Linked DNA regions of Homo sapiens: region 2 is linked to region 1. A link is an interaction called in ENCODE POLR2A ChIA-PET data of the cell type or tissue named here. Cell type or tissue: OCI-LY7. All regions are shown on one strand.

Region 1 (8,000 bases):
GGCCTGGGAATAGACTGTTTGTAAAATGGTACCTGAAGAATATAATGATTTCAGCAGCTGTGCTTTGGGTGAACTTTCTTCCCTCCGATTTTGGCTAATATCTTGATGGCTTTTTTACAGCTTCTGATACCACAGCTCATTAGCACTTAGTGAAAACATCTATACTGAATTCTTACCTTCCTGAGTCTAACTTAACTTCTGGTGACTTGGGGGTGAAGAGAGAGGGGGCTGACAATATTTAATTTGGAATGGGCTGAGATATATTTTTGTGGGTAGATATTTTTCTCTGCAGGATTGACCACCTAAATGTTCAAGAGCTACAAATGAAGAATGACATGCTTCCCATGCCATTGGCAAGGCCTCAAGGGTCTCAATAAAGCATCACTTAATATTCATGAGGTTTCTTTCATGCATGCCCTCCTTAGTCTCAGGCTACAGAGCGGGTTAGGTGGAGGTGCTTATGAAGTACTCTCTGATGAACAGAAGCATAAATCTTGAGTTTAATTAGTAATGCTATTCAGCTCCAAGACGAGCTGACATGCCCTTTGTAGGGCTTTGAGTTGGTAAAGCCAGGGGATCAATATCACTTTAAAGGTTGTTTCTCTCTGTTCACACATAGAGCACAACAAAGGAAAGAATTCTTCTAGGAAACAGCAGAGAGATCAGTTTCTTCAAAAGTGGGTGAAGATGTAGACAATGACCATTTTTCACAACAAACATCAGCAGAACAATTTTGTGTTTTAAACACAGATTTAATGGGTGGGTTTGTGTGAATGTGTGCATTTGGCAAAGTTCTCAAGAGCTGTTCTTTCTTCATGGGGGAAGAAAAGAAACTCTCAGCAAAGGCCAAGGAAACTATTTCAGCTAAGAAAGGAACTGCAATGGTTTGTAATGTAACTCATGAAATAATTGTAGCCAGAGCCAGAAAATGCAGTCATTGGGAAAGCCTCAGTAAGAATAAGACTGTGAGGGGCCCCAGACAGCTGTGCTTTCATCTTTACCATCTCTACTACAGGAAAATGACCTTACAACGACTTTCAAGACCTATATTTCTTTATGAAAGAAACTATTAGCGGGAATAAGAAAATTATAGACGGGGCCTAAAAATGGAATAGAAGAGGAAGTTCTTTTGAGTTTACTTAGAAAGAAAATAATTAAACTCCTTTGAAATTATCTTTTATCTTAAAGTACAAAAGAGGCCCTTGGGGAGGGAAGAGACCATAAGCAGGACACATGGTCAGATCAGGCCTTCACAGGCCAATTGCTGAAACAGATGAAATTAAAAGCCATTGATTTAATTAGGTCACCTTAGCACTTTGATCAGGGAGACCATTTACCAAGTGTGACGTTGCTCGATATTTGGCTATTACAACAGAAAGAAGAAAAGACGGATCAGTGGTTGAAGAAGCGCTCATGGATATGCACAGAGACAAAGTGTATAATGAGCAAGTGAGTGTTCCCTGTGGTTGCTGGGGTCTGGATTTGCGTTTGCTCTCCTCAGATGCCCTTCTCTGCCTTTTTCTGTCCTGTTCTGTACCGCAGAGGCGGCTAACTCCTACACACTGTCTAGGCTACTGGACCATTGGCTTTCTATTGGAATTGCGACTAGAGAGTGGGAGGAAAGACAGATATGGGTATTTTCCTCTGCTCTGCCCTCTACTTTCACTGCTAAGCTCTGACAAGGCAGCATCTTCTCAGGCCACTCTCTCCAGGCCTCTAGTTCTCAGTGGGCTCTGGGAACACCATTCCCCTACCTTTCAGCTCTGCAGGTGATAATGGTTTTCTGCTCTTGCTAATCTCTGGTTGCCTCACCATCTCCCTTCACCCTACTCACACCTTTCACAATAGCCCCTCTTACATTTGCTTCACTCAAACCTCTGGAGTTGAACTGTTTTTTTCTGCCAGAACACTGACTCATATAGTCCTAGATAACTTGTCACACACACAAAAAGACTACAATTGTAATCTAAGGCAAATGGCTACAGTATACCATTGGTACCTTATTTAAATGCAATGCCTTCATGTGGAAAATAACATGACATTAGTACAGAGGTCAGATTCGGAGTTTGTCGTTTTCTCATTGTTTTCAGCAGGGGTCCATGATCTTTCTATAGGCATAACAGAAGTCTGGGCCAGAGCTCCAGATATCCATTATAAAATCTACATTACTAGGAACCCAGAAAGATAAAACAAAACAGCAGAAGTTAGTTGTAGCAAGTTTTCTGAGTAGTGTTAATGTTACAGTCTTGCGAATGCACCACAATGTAGCAGTCTCTTGTTGTTTCAGGTATCCCAGGGTTCTTTGCCTCGTGACCAAGAAAATTAAGGAGCGTGGACACAAAGGGTGAGGTTGGAATGAATGTTTAATAAGCAAAAGAAGAAAGCTCCCAACCAAGGAGAGAGGGCCCAAAACAGGGTTGCCAACTATGAGGCTGAGTCCAGGGTATGAATGGACTGGGAAGGGGAGGAATGTGCTGACTGGTCTGCAGGCTGTTTTGGAGAAAGCACCACTTAGAAAGAGGTATCATAGTGTAAAGAACCAATTGGAGGCAAAGGCGAAGGTTTGGCTTGGGACCTTGGCCTGGGACCAATCAGAGGCTGAAGTGATGACTCAACCTATGTAAATGAAGACTTAGCCCACTGCCAATTACAGAAAGGTAGGCATATGTAAAATAGGTGAAAAGTAAGAAACCAGTAGGTGAAAATAAGTGACTAAGGCATGCCAAGGAGAGAGAAACATGTCCAAATAGGGGTAGAATTTGTTCATCTGGGTTTACCGAGTAAGTGTTTCCATTCAAGGATGCAGTCTCTTTCTTATCTGGGGCCCGCAGTTTGATTTTCAGGCTGTTCTTTGTTTGAATGAATTTTTACCAGGGACTCACCCTAACTGCCTGCCTGACTGGTTTCTTACTTTCTCCTCTCTCATTAAGAGAGTTTAGGACCCTACAAATATTTCCCAAATAACCATTTATAAAGGAATAGAGACATTGTGCATTTGCTTTTCCCCGGCTATAAGAAGGTAGTTAAGGCAAGACACTGGTACTTAGACAAAAGAGAGAGAGAAGAGGAGAAAGGGGAAGAAGAGGAGAGAGGAAAGAAGGAAAGAAAGGGTTGAGGGTGGGGAAAAGAGAGAACTATAAATTCTTTCTTAAATTTCAGCTAGGGCTAGTAAATTTTCTTTTTTTGAAAACTGAATAATTTTATTTGCAGAATTAATGGCAAGATTTTTGCTTTGTAAAAAGGGCCAGCCTACATAGATACTTAATTTATAACCTGGAACTGAGAGGCCTTTCCTGAACAACTCTATCTAAAATATTTCACCCTCTCCCATCCTTGGTCCTCCACCATAATCCACTGCCCCATGATGTGTTTCATTGTTTTCACCAGGCACTTGGCACCACCTAACATTACATGACGGTGCTTATGTGTTTGTTGATTGTTGGTCTTGCACCCAGAATACCAGCTCCATGAGGCCAGGTGTGCTGTGTGCTGGTTCACCAGCACCAGGTAGACCGTGGGCATCAAGGTTCATGTGAACAGGGGAACCCAGCAAGGCTGGACCCCTGCAGTGGTGATTTCTCCTGAAAGGCACGTGGATGGGTGGTGTTGACCAAACAGCTGTGATTACATTTTCTCTCAGGAAGTCTGAATCCAGGACACTTACTTACTCAAAGGCAATTCTCTCCAAAAATTACTTTTTTGTGAAAACCTGTTTCAGGGCTTGATTCACATGTTGTTCGTGGCAGAGAATGAAGTGTCTCTTTTCTCTTCCTTAGTGCTGTGTTTTCTTCCTATGAAAAGAAAAAAAGAAAAGACTCCAGATGGAGAGCCTCAAATTGTCGGCAGATTTGAAACTCCCCTGGAATTTGTATTGGTGATGCAGAGTTTGGTGCAGACTGACAAGTGAGTAATCTTCTATCTTATCGCTTCAATTTCAGGCTTCAGAGATGCCCAGCTCTGTTGTTCAAAGAGTTTTATTAAAAATTTGTGAGGAGGGGAAAGCAGTCTCTGTGGGCCTGTCTGATTTCATTATCTCTGACAGAGCATGCAGATGGAGCAGAGCCAGTGGAAGTCCACAGACAGCCATTCATGGTGCTGGGCTAAAGCAAAGGCCTCCGGAGCCTCCCCGCACTGATCATACATGTTCTAATCTGGTGGGATCTTAGTCCATGTTCCATTGCTTATAACAGAATGCCTAAAACTGGGTAGTTTATTTAAAAAAAAAAAATTTACTTCTTAAGTAATGAAGGCTGAGAAGTCCAAGGTCACAGGGACACATCTGGTGAGATGGGGACTTGCTGGTGGGGCCTCTCTGCAGCATCCCCAGACAGAACAGGGAACCACATAGCAAGGTTGCTCAGCATGCCGGCTCAGGTTTCACTTCCTCTTATAAAGCCAGCAGTTCCACACCTGTGATAATTCATTAATCCTTTAACCCATTAATCCAACGATGAATAGATTAATCTATTCATGAGGGCAAGCCCTCATGACCCAAACACCTCTTAAAGGCCCCATCCCTCAATACTGCCACACTGGAGATAAAGTTTCAACATGAGTTTCGGAGGGGACATTCAAACCATAGCAGGATTTCTCATACATGAATTCATGTCTGAGAAACATACATGAATCTCAATACATAACCCAGTGTATACTTCTCAGTTATTAAACTATAGCAGTCTAGTCAAAAGACACAGACCTACTAATCCCCAACCTTCAAATTGCTTCACTTAGTGCAATTTCTGCTGTTGCTCATCTCACTAGCAAAACTGCATTCTCTGATAATTTTTCCTATAAGTCCAGATTGAGCGACAAGCTGCCATCTGTTCCTCTGCCAGCTTGGATGCATAGTTGGAATCTAGCATTCCATAAAGGCATTCGGATTGCATTCAGACAATGTTTCAATCATCCTAAGTCTAGGTACAGACCTCACAGTACTCTCAAAGGCAAGGATTGGTCTGATAGCACCCACTAAAATGGAGGTCCTGGGGAGGGGGCAGACTGGCTTGCCTGTCCCATAAGAAGGAGCACTAGGTCACATGAAGGCAATTAGCCCAGCCAAACAATCTGCCCCTTCCCATACATATTGTTCTAGTTGCCAAGAGGGGTCTCCAACTTTAAGAGTGGCCATACTGAAAGATGTCCAATGGAGTTTTGTAAAGAATTGGGATGAATGAAGGGCTGGAAGGAGTGCACTGGTAATACAGAATGGGCAAGAATGCAGAATGGGCAAGTAGATAGTCAAGAGCCCCAGCCTGGCAGTCTGGATTTAAACCCTAGCTCACTCACTGGCTTCATCCTAGCCTTTCTCCACTCTCGAGAAATGGTAAGCTCAACTGAGAGCTTTATAAAAATGTCCATGTCTGGGCACAACCCCCAAAACAATTAAAATAGAATCAAATTAGAACCTCTGCTACTACCTAAAAGTTCTAGCAGAATGCATAAGGTTGCATGATTCAATATATTAAAAGTCTGGGAAAATCGGAAATGCAGAAAATGCAAAGCAAATGAAGAGGATAAGTTTCTTTGGTTCTCCTGGCCACACTCACTCTGAGAGATGGCCGTGGCATTGCTAGAACCAAAGGGTTTCCAACCAAAGAGAAAAGTAGAGCTAGGGTGACCCAGGGCAGGGAGGGCTACCTCCTGCTCAGGCCCCAGTACTCCCTAGCTGCCTTGAGGTCTTTGGATACTCCCAGACCTGTGCTCAGGCTATAAAACTACCTCATCTACCTAAGGCCAGGCAGCACTACTTTGATTCTTTGTTAAAATCCCACTGACCACCAAAGATAAAAACATCGCCACTTCCTCAATAGACCCCCTTCCATCTTATCTAAGACTTTGTTCTTGCTTAATCTAACCTATTTCCTTGCACAAGAGAAAGAGGATGGCTTTTTTTTCTTTTATGTTAGAGGCCGTATTAAACTTGGCAGTGGTATAGACTTTCATTCAAGGATTCACTGCCCTGTTACAGTGGGGTTGTGCAGGGCACTGTCCATAGAGCTATAGGTGATAGCCTTGGCCCTAAGGTCTCTGAGGTAGACACAGATTAGACAAGCATGCTACAGACACAAAGTGCAAGTGAGTGAATTAATAGCCACACACACACACACACACACACACACACACACACGCAGGAAGCCATTAGCATGGCAAAGAAAGGAACATCACAGCAATAACAAAACCAGGAGAAAACCCATTTTCTTTTTCTTTTCTTTTTCCTAAGTGAACTCAGCAAAGGTAGAGAATGACCCATTTTAACCTAGACAGTGATCAAATGGTTCGTGTAAACTGTGATTTTCACTGCTTCTTCCCCAGCCCAAGAAATAATGCTTTTCTTTGAAGAACTGATGTTGCACTCTAAATGATACATTTGGCACTAGAATTCAGCGTTCTGTTTCTCTGTAGGATGATAATGGAAACTGGATATATGTCTAATTCTCAACTTACATAATTAGTAACTTTATACCATGCAAAATTAAAAAAGAAAAAAAATGTCCTGCTACAAGATAGCATCTCAGGAGGTAAAGCTGAAGTTGTTCTGTAGGTTTAAAATTATTTAGTATGAAGACTTCTTTAGCCCTGAGTTATTACTGCTTGCTTCTTCTGTTAACATTGCATTATTATTATTATTATTACTACTACTACTGATCACTGTGAAGAGGAAATATCACCATAGAAACTTGGAGGCTAGAGAGTGGGAGGGAGAAGGGGAATGGCTCCGATACAGAGACTCAAAACCACAGCTCTCTGCATCTCCTGAGAAGCCTTTCAGAAAGGTGTTTTCTTCAAAGAGAAGAATTTAGGATTAGGTTTTCTATCTCTAGTTTTCATGAGACCCCAGTGCATGACACAATTCACTCTTTGGTGAATAACCCCATGGAGGGCAGAGCAGACCAAATAAGAAAAGAAAAGAAATGAAGATTAGCTAGAAGACACTGCATCTGTAATGGGATAAATCAACCAGTCCCCTTTTCTTCTCCTTTTGGTTCTTCAGGTATGTAATTATTATTTCTTATCCACAGACTCAATATGCCTTTTTCCAGAACATGTAATCTTAAGTTGACTTAATAAAACTATACTTTTGATCTCAAATCTTCTTAAAAGTTGGGTTTCAGTTCACTAACCACTTCAGGGGATTCACAGAGGTCTATGCCACAGTCAGTCGTAATTAGGAACTGACTTGGGCAACAACTGGAATCAGGACCTTTTTTTAAAAAAAAAGTATTTCCCCTGAACAAAGAGAAGTTCCTCCTTTGGTGAAATGCATCTTTGTAGAACTAATGGCTAATTTCTTGTTTTCTTAAAGGGCGTTTTATCTCCTCCCTGGAATCTCGATCAGAGAAGTAGGGTTTCTTCCCCACCTCATTCTCCCCTCACCCCAGACACACACACACTTGCTTTCAAATTCTTTGCTGCTGAAGGTGTCCCTTTGGCACACACACAAGGAGAGAACAGCCTCTCCAAGCATATCTTTTAAAGTGAGAGGAGCAGGGTCGGCAACTGCAACCACAGCAAACAGTCTACATCAAGAGTGCACAGTCTTGCCTCATAGGTGAGAATTCAGGCCAATTCAAATATTTCCAAAACACCTCTCAGAGCCAAACGCTCAGCCCCGTGCACTTAGGCAGCAAACACTGCAGTCCTCAACTCGGGGATGCAGTCCTCCCTGTTCACGTTTGATTAGGTTCACCTAAGAATATTGACACTCCCGATTTCAAGTTACTACTAGATCTAGTCTCTGAGATTTGCAGAACTCCATACCATAGCTGTCATTGGATGAAGTCTGTACTAAACTCTTAATAATAATCATTAATGTTTAATAGAACCAAACAACGTACAAGTTGCTTTTACATCCACTGTATCTGGTGCATAGTAGGCACTGTGAAATGAGAAATGGATGAATGCAAAATGACGTGATTTTTAAGAGATTAAAATGACCTACCAATGCTGAGGAAAAGGGGGATGATGAGAAGTCTCCCTGGTGTTAGAGTGAGCTTCACTTT
Region 2 (8,000 bases), 79 kb before region 1:
TATATCAGGAAATAGACCTACTAATATAAAAGTAAACCCATCCCAACTACTCAGTCATTTGTTGTAAATGCAAAGAGAAAACCTAGGATCACTAAGCAGAATTTACCAGCATGTGTAAGAAAATATTCAAGACAAGTAAATAGCAAAAACTGATCCCAGAGGTAATGGAGATAATTCAGGGAGAAGAAGAGAAGCTAAAAAACAACATCAAGAATTTTAAAAATCCACTTAGAATTTTCAGAGATATCAACCGATATTGCATCCACCACAAACTATACCTATATACATCTGCTATTACAAAAATAAAACAATAAAAAAAAGAGCTCTTTGAGGTTAAAAACCCGAAAATTCAAAACCATCAGAAGAATGTTAGAGGTGGGCTCCAGGGTGGCTGATTAGAGGTACCCAGCATTTGCCTCTTCCACAAAGAAGGACGAAGACAGGGGATAGATAACCACATGTCTAAAAGAGAACATTGGAACCCAGCAGAGAAGAGACAGAAGGAAAGGCAAAGCAGCTGGCCTGGCCAGGAATGGCTCAGAATGAGAGGGAACTTCCCATTGTAGGGAAGAATTAAGTGAGAGCTCCCTAAAAATCTATATTCACATCGAGGATGCCTACAATCCTGGCCACAGGACACTCGGCCCTCATGGATACTGAGAGTGCTGAAGAAAGATGCCCTGAGTGCATGAGACAGCACAGGTCCAGAAAGGGGGTTTATGCTGGGTTCCACACAAACCCCAAGACCCAACAAGTTGCAGCACAGTGCTATTTTGAGAGTCCAGCCCCCACCACACTGCATCCTGCTCTGGAGCCCAACAGCCCTTGCATCTTCACATCCCTGACCCTGCTGAGATTCCCCTACATCTACCCAGAGGGTTGCGGTGTTGCGATGCCAGCTGGACCCAGCAGTGCAGCCAGGTTCCCAGCACTCTAGCCCACACAGTATCTTACACCCTGGGAAATGGGTGGTGCAATGCAACAGGGAGGCTGAACCTGGGACAAATGGAGCCAAAGCATGCTCTCCCTAGAGCCTAAGGGTTGCCTAACCAGCATTGCTGCCACTGACAGCAACCCCGACTTCTCCAATAGGAGGCCTGCCACACACCAGCATGTACCTTTAAGGAGACTGGGGGCCAGTCTGCCTGTGTGCCATCCCAGGACCCAAGGACAGGTCCATTCCACCCACTGCTGCTGGTGCCGACGTGTACCATCCTCAGGCCTAAAGACAGGCCTGCCATGCCTGCTGCTGGCACCCGAGTGCAATCCAGAGTCCTGGGGTGTATCCCACCCACTGCAGCCAACACTCTTGCACACCACTGTGGGGCCTGAGGACAGGCCTATCTCACTCATCACCACCAACACCTAAGAGCTCAGTCCAAGGGCCTGGGAATTGACCTTCCCTGTCCACCACTACCAGTGCCCACATGCAGCATTGGGGGGTCTGAGGACAGATCTACTCTGCCCGCTACTGATAGTTCCTATGGACATTGTCCAGGGGCCTAGGGATTAACCCACTCCACCCACCACAACCAGGGCCCACACACACACTGCAGGGATGTCAGGACAGGCCTGCCCCATGCACCGCTACCGCTACCAGCACCTGCTTGCGTTGTCTGGGGGTGTAGGGTTTGACCCACCTTGCCCATGACCACTGGAAGCTGCAAATGCCTTTTGGGAGCCTGAAGATGGGTCCACCCTCCACACAGCCACTGTCCGCATGTGCTGTTTAGGGGTCTGAGGACAGGCCTGCCCTGCCCACCACCACCAGTGAATTCACACAATATCCAGGGACCCAGCCTGCCATCACCGTGACTGGTGCCTGCATATGCTGCTCAGAAACCCCAGAGTTGATGTGCCACCTCTACTGCCACTGCTAATGCAATACACACCACTCAGGGACCTAAGGACCCACTCACCTGGCCTGCTGCTACCATCATTGGTAACAGCATGCTGCCTGGAGCCCTGAGACCCAGAACCAACATCACTGGCACCTGCATACACAGGCTGAGGGCCCAAGGATTCAGCAGGCCCAGCCCACTGTCACCACCATTGGATCCCCCAAAACAAACACACCTGACATCCCCATCCTCACCATAGCCTTGCCACAGCCTCCACTAATAACCACAACCTAAGCCACTGAGGAAGTCAGAGACTCCATTAACACTGATTACAGTCGAAGATACCATATGGAGGCTCCACTACTGTGGCCACCCAGAATCAAAGCCAAAGCACCCTACTCAACCAATACTATAGATATCTCTATTGTAAAAAAAATTCTTTCTCTACAAAACCCAATCCGTACAATTGGAAGAAGCAACTGTTATGCTAGATGTGCAGATATGAATGTAAGGACAAAAGAAACATTAAAAAAGCAAGTAAATGACATAATCAAAGGAACACAATAATTCTTCAGCAATAAATCCCAAAAGAAAAGAAAATCTATGAAATTCTTGCAAAAGAATTCAAAATGACAACATTTAAGAAATTCAGTGAGATACAGGAGAACACAGATAAGAAATACAAAGAAATCAGAAAAACAATTTATGATCTGAATAAGAAATTCAACAAAAAGATAGATATGATAAAAATGAACCAAACATAAGTCCTGGAACTGAGGAATTAGTGAAATAAAAAATATAATCAAGAGTTTTAACAATAGATTAAACAGAAGAAATAATTTCTGAAGATAGGGCTTTTGAAATAATTCAATCAGACGAAAAAAGACTAAAAAAGAAACTTACATGATATATGTGACACCATAAAGAGACCAAATATTTGAATTTTGGGAGTTCTAGAAGGAGAAGAGATGAGGAAAGGCAGAGGAAACCTATTTAATGAAATAATAGCTAAAAACTTCTCAAGTCTTGCAAAAGATATAGACATCCAGGTATAGGAAGCTCAAAATTCCCAACGAAGATTAAACTCAAAAAGATCTCCAAGAACATTATAGTCAAACTGTCGAAAGGCAGATACAAAATGAATGTTCTAAAAACAGTGGAAGAAAAGTGTCAAGTCACATATGAGGGAATCTCCATAAGGCTATTCAGCAGATTTCTCAGCAGAAACCATATAGGCCAGGAGAGAATGGGATGATATATTCAAAAGATATATAAAATGATCAGAAAACAATTAACAAAATGACAAGAGTAGGTCCTCAGCTATTAATAACAAGTTTGAATGTAAATGGTTTAAATTCCCCAATTAAAAGATATAGACTGGCTGAAATAATAATAATTTAAAAACCTGGGACCCAACTGCCTACAGAAAACTCATTTTACCTGTAAAGACACACATTTATTAAAAGTAAAGGGGTGGAAAAAATTTCCATGAAAATGGGAACCAAAAGCATGTAGAAGTAGTGATACTTACAATAGACAAAATAGACTTCAAGTCAATAAAACATAAAAAGAGACAAAGAATACCATTATACCATGACGAAAGGATAAATTCAGCAAGAGAATATATTAATAACAATATGCACCCAATGCCAGACTACACAGACATATAAATCAAATATTGTAAAAGCTAAAGGCAGAGATCAATCTCAATACAACAATAGTTGAGGTATTTAACCCTCCACCTTCAGCATTAGACCATCTAGACAGAAAATCAGCGTGGAAATATCAGGCTTAATCTGCATTATAGACCAAGTGTACCTAACAGATGTTTATAGAACATTTTATCAAACAGCTGCAGAATACACATTCTTCTCATCAGCACTTGGAACATTCCCCAGGTTAGATCATATATTTGGCCACAAAACAAGTCTCAAAATGTTTTAAAAATTGAAATTATATCAAGTATCTTTTCAGACCACAGTGGAATAAAACTAGAAATCAACAGCAAGAGGAACTTTAGAAACTGTATAAATACATGAAAATCAAGCAACATGCTCCTGAACAACCACTGTGTCAATTAAGAAGAAAAAAAAATTTCTTGAAACAAATGAAAATGTAAACATAACATACCAAAACTTGTGGGATACAGCAAAAGCAGTGCTAAGAGGGAAGTTTATAGCAATAAATACCTACATAAAAAATTGGAAAGATTTCAAATAACCTAATGGCTAACCTTAAGGAACTAAAAAGAGCAAAAAGAAACCAAACTCAAAATTAACAGAAGGAAAGAAATAAGATCAGAGCAGAACTAAATGAAATAGAGACTTAAAAAAATGCAGTGGATTAACAAAATGAAAAGTTGATTTTTTGAAAGGATAAACAAAGCTGATAAACTGCTAGACTAACCAAGAATAAAAGAGAGAAGACCCATATAAATATACTCAGAAACTAAAAGGAGATGTTACTACTGACACCACAGAAATATAAAGGATCATTAGAGACTATTATGAATATATGCTAACAAATTGGAAAACCTAGAAGACATGGATAAATTCCTGTACACATAGAAGTTGCCCAGATTGAATCAGGAGGATACAGTAAACAGACTCATAATGAGTAAAGATATTGAATCAGTAATAAAAAATGAAAACAACAACAACAACAAAAAAGCCCAGGACTGGATGGTTGACTGCTAAATTCTATCAGATTTATAAAGAAGAATTAACATCAGTTCTTCTCAAAATCTTTTGAAAATTGAAGAGGATAAAATTCTTCCTAACTCATTATATGAGGCCAGCATAACCCTGATATCAAAACCAGATAAGAACACACCAAAAGGTAAAACTACAGAGTAAGATTCCTTATAAACACAGAAGCAAAATCCAGAACAAAATTCTAGCAGATCAAATCCAACAACACATCAAAAAGGTAATACAACATAATCCAGTGAGATTTATCCCAGGGATGCAAGGATGGTTCCACATCACAAATCAATAAATGTAATACATCACATCAACAGAAAGAAGGACAAAATCCAGATGATTATGTCAACAGGTGCGAAAAGCAATTGATAAGGTTCAACATCCTTTGATGATAAAAACTTTCAACAAATTAGGCATAGAGAAAACATACCTCAATATAATAAAGGCCATATATGACAAACCCACAGCTAACATTATACTGAATGGGTAAAAGCTGAAAGCCTTTCCTATAAGAACTGGAACAAAACACAGATGTCCACTTTCACAACTCTTACCCAACATAGTACTAGAAGTCCTAGCCAGAGCAATTAGGCAAGAGAATGAAATAAAGGGGATTCAAATTGGAAAAGGGGAAGTTAAATGGTCACTCTTTGCAGATGGCATTATCTTATGTATCAAACAACCTGAAGACTCCACCAAAAATACTCTTATAACTGATAAATAAATTCAGTAAAGCTGCAGGATACAAAATCAAAACACAGAAATCAGTAGCATTTCTCTTTTGTATACACCAATAATGAACTAGCTGAAAAAGAAATCAAGAAGGCAATCCAACTTAAAATAGCTCTAAATAAAAATACCTAGGAATAAATTTAATCAGGAATATGAAAGACCTCTACAGTGAATACCATAAAACACTGATGAAAGAAATTGAAGGGGACACAAACAAGTTGAAAGATATCTGATGTTCATGTATTGGAAGAATTAATATTGTTAAAATGACCATACTGCCCAAAACAATATGCAGATTTAATGCAATCCCTATCAAAATACCAATGACATTTTTCACAGAAATGGAGAGAAAAAAAACAATTCTAAAATTTGTATTGAACCACAAAAGATGCTGAATAGCCAAAGCAATACTGAGCAGAAAGAGCAAAGCTGGTAATCATATTACTTGATTTCAAAATATACTACAAAGCTATAGTATCCAAAGGAGCATAGTATTGGCATAAAAACAGAGACATAGACCAATGAAACAGAATAGACAATCCAGAAATAAATGTATATATTTAGAGCCAACTGATTTTTGTCAAAGGTGCCAAGAACAAACATTGGGAACAGGACACTCCCTTCAATAAATGGTGCTGAAAAAACTGAATATCCATATGCAGAAGAATGAAACTAGACCAATATCTCTCATTATAAACAAAAATCAACTAGAAATGGATTGAAGATCTACAAGACCCAAGACTCTAAAACCATTAGAAGAAAACAAAGGGGAAATGCTTTAGAACATGGTTCAGGGAAAAGATGTTATGGCTGAGACCTCAAAAGCATAGGCAACAAAAGCAAAAATAGACAAATTGGACAATCTTAAAAAGCTTCTGCACAGCAAAGGAAAAGAATCAATAGATTGAAGAGACAACCTGTTAAATAGGAGAAAATATTTGCAAACTATGCATCCAACAAGGGATTAATATCTAGAACATACAAGGAACTCAATAGCAAAGAGCCCAATAATTCCATTACAAGTGGGCAAAGGATCTGAATAGACATTTTTCAAAAGATGACACACAAATGGTCAACAGGTATATGAAAAAATGCTCAACATCACTAATCATCAGAAAAATGCAATTCAAAATCACAATGTGATATCACTTCACCCCAGTTCGAATGGCTATTGGCAAAAAGACAAAATATAACAGATGCTGCTGAGAATATGGAGAGAAGGTAACTCTTTTACACTGTTGATGGGAATGTAAATTAGTACAGCCATTATAAAAAACAATATGGAGATTTCTCAGAAACCTAAACATAGAATGCCATACAATCCAACAATCCCACTACTCAGTATTTATCCAAAGGAAAGGGCATCAGCATAGCAAAGGGATATCTGTATCCCCATGTTTACTGCAGTGCTATTCATAGTAGCAAAGATATGGAATCAATCTAAGTGTTCACTGATGGATGAATGGATACAGAAAATGTGATGTAAATACCCAGTTGAATAGTATTCAGCCATAAAAAAGAATGAAATCTTGTTACATGGATGGAACTGGAGGTTATAATGTTAAGTGAAATAAGCCAGCAACAGAAAGGCAGATATTGCATGTTCTCTCTCAGATGTGGGAGGTTAAAAAGTTGATCTCATGAAGGTAGAGATTAGAATACTGGTTACCAGAGGTTGAGTAGGGTGGCAGTGAGGAAGATGAGAGGTTGGTTAATGAATAGAAACATACAGTTAGAGAGAAGGAATAAATTCTAGTGTTCAATAGCAAAGTAGTGTGGCTTGTTAATGATAATTTATTATGTATTTCAAAATAGCTAGAAGAGAACATTTGAAATATTCCCAACACAAAGAAATGATAAATGTGTGAGGTGATGGATATCCTAAATACATTGATTTTATCATTACACATTGTATGCATATGTCAAAATATCACATGGACATCAACAAATATGAATACTTCTTATGTACTACTAATAAAAATACACTACAAGTTAAAATCAAGATTTCCCAGGATATAAAGCATAATGACAACAAGATGGAAAATTAAGAAAGGAAAAAACAGAAAATCCTTAGAGGGCTAATTCATAAGGATTCCATGTGCAACTAATGGGTTCTAAAAAGAAAGAAGTCAGAATGGATGGCATATGTGTTACCAAGGATTAGATGAGAAAACATGTCCCATGCCTGAAAAAAGATTTAATGATTCTGGTTGAAACGGTCTCTGAACACCAAACAGAGAGAAAGAAGTTCACACTGCTCACATCATTAGGGAATTTTAGAATAAAAGGAAGTAAGAAAAGATCCTAAAATAAAAACCCAGTGAGAATAATTATGTTAACAAGAAAGTAATGAGAACCAGATTGGAATCAGACATCTCATCAGCGACACTAGATGCTGAAAGACCATTTAGCGAAGCCTTCTTCCAAGGGCCATCCATTTACCTTCTTTGCAATAAGTGGAGATGCTGACTGTATACCCTCTTTTCTAAGCCACACCAGCCCAGACACAAAAATAAGACTACAATGGCAGTGACAAAATAACTATTTTTCTGGTTTGGCCCTCTTCAGCAGAACTCCAGCTATCTTTTGAATTCCTCCTAAATACTTAATCGGTGCAACCTGCAACTTTGTCATCCTGGCTCCAAGAGGTAGCCTCGCATTCCACCTCTGCTGCACATGCCCCTTGGTGAGTTCTCCTGTTACCGCCAATGCCAATGTCTGCCAG

The links. ChIA-PET counts read pairs that join two places held together with the same protein. Peaks named below come from ENCODE experiments on the same cell type or tissue, not always from the same donor. Only the 100,000 strongest peaks of a DNase experiment are listed, where the experiment ranks them.
Region 2: POLR2A ChIA-PET joins it to region 1 with 10 read pairs; 2 of 35 experiments call an interaction of 5 or more read pairs at or near these places.

What each region holds. Positions count from the first base shown.
Region 1 is chr12:67,754,676-67,762,675 of GRCh38, reverse strand. No RefSeq gene overlaps it. Among named protein-coding and RNA genes, the nearest start is that of LINC02421, 29 kb to the right of the region's middle. In OCI-LY7, a CTCF peak has its summit at 4,217; a DNase peak (open chromatin) is centred at 4,365; H3K4me3 peaks cover 832 bases; H3K27ac peaks cover 1,857 bases.
Region 2 is chr12:67,833,816-67,841,815 of GRCh38, reverse strand. No RefSeq gene overlaps it. Among named protein-coding and RNA genes, the nearest start is that of LINC01479, 91 kb to the left of the region's middle. RefSeq lists an enhancer at 1,214-1,713. In OCI-LY7, no CTCF peak of the experiment used is centred here; no DNase peak of the experiment used is centred here.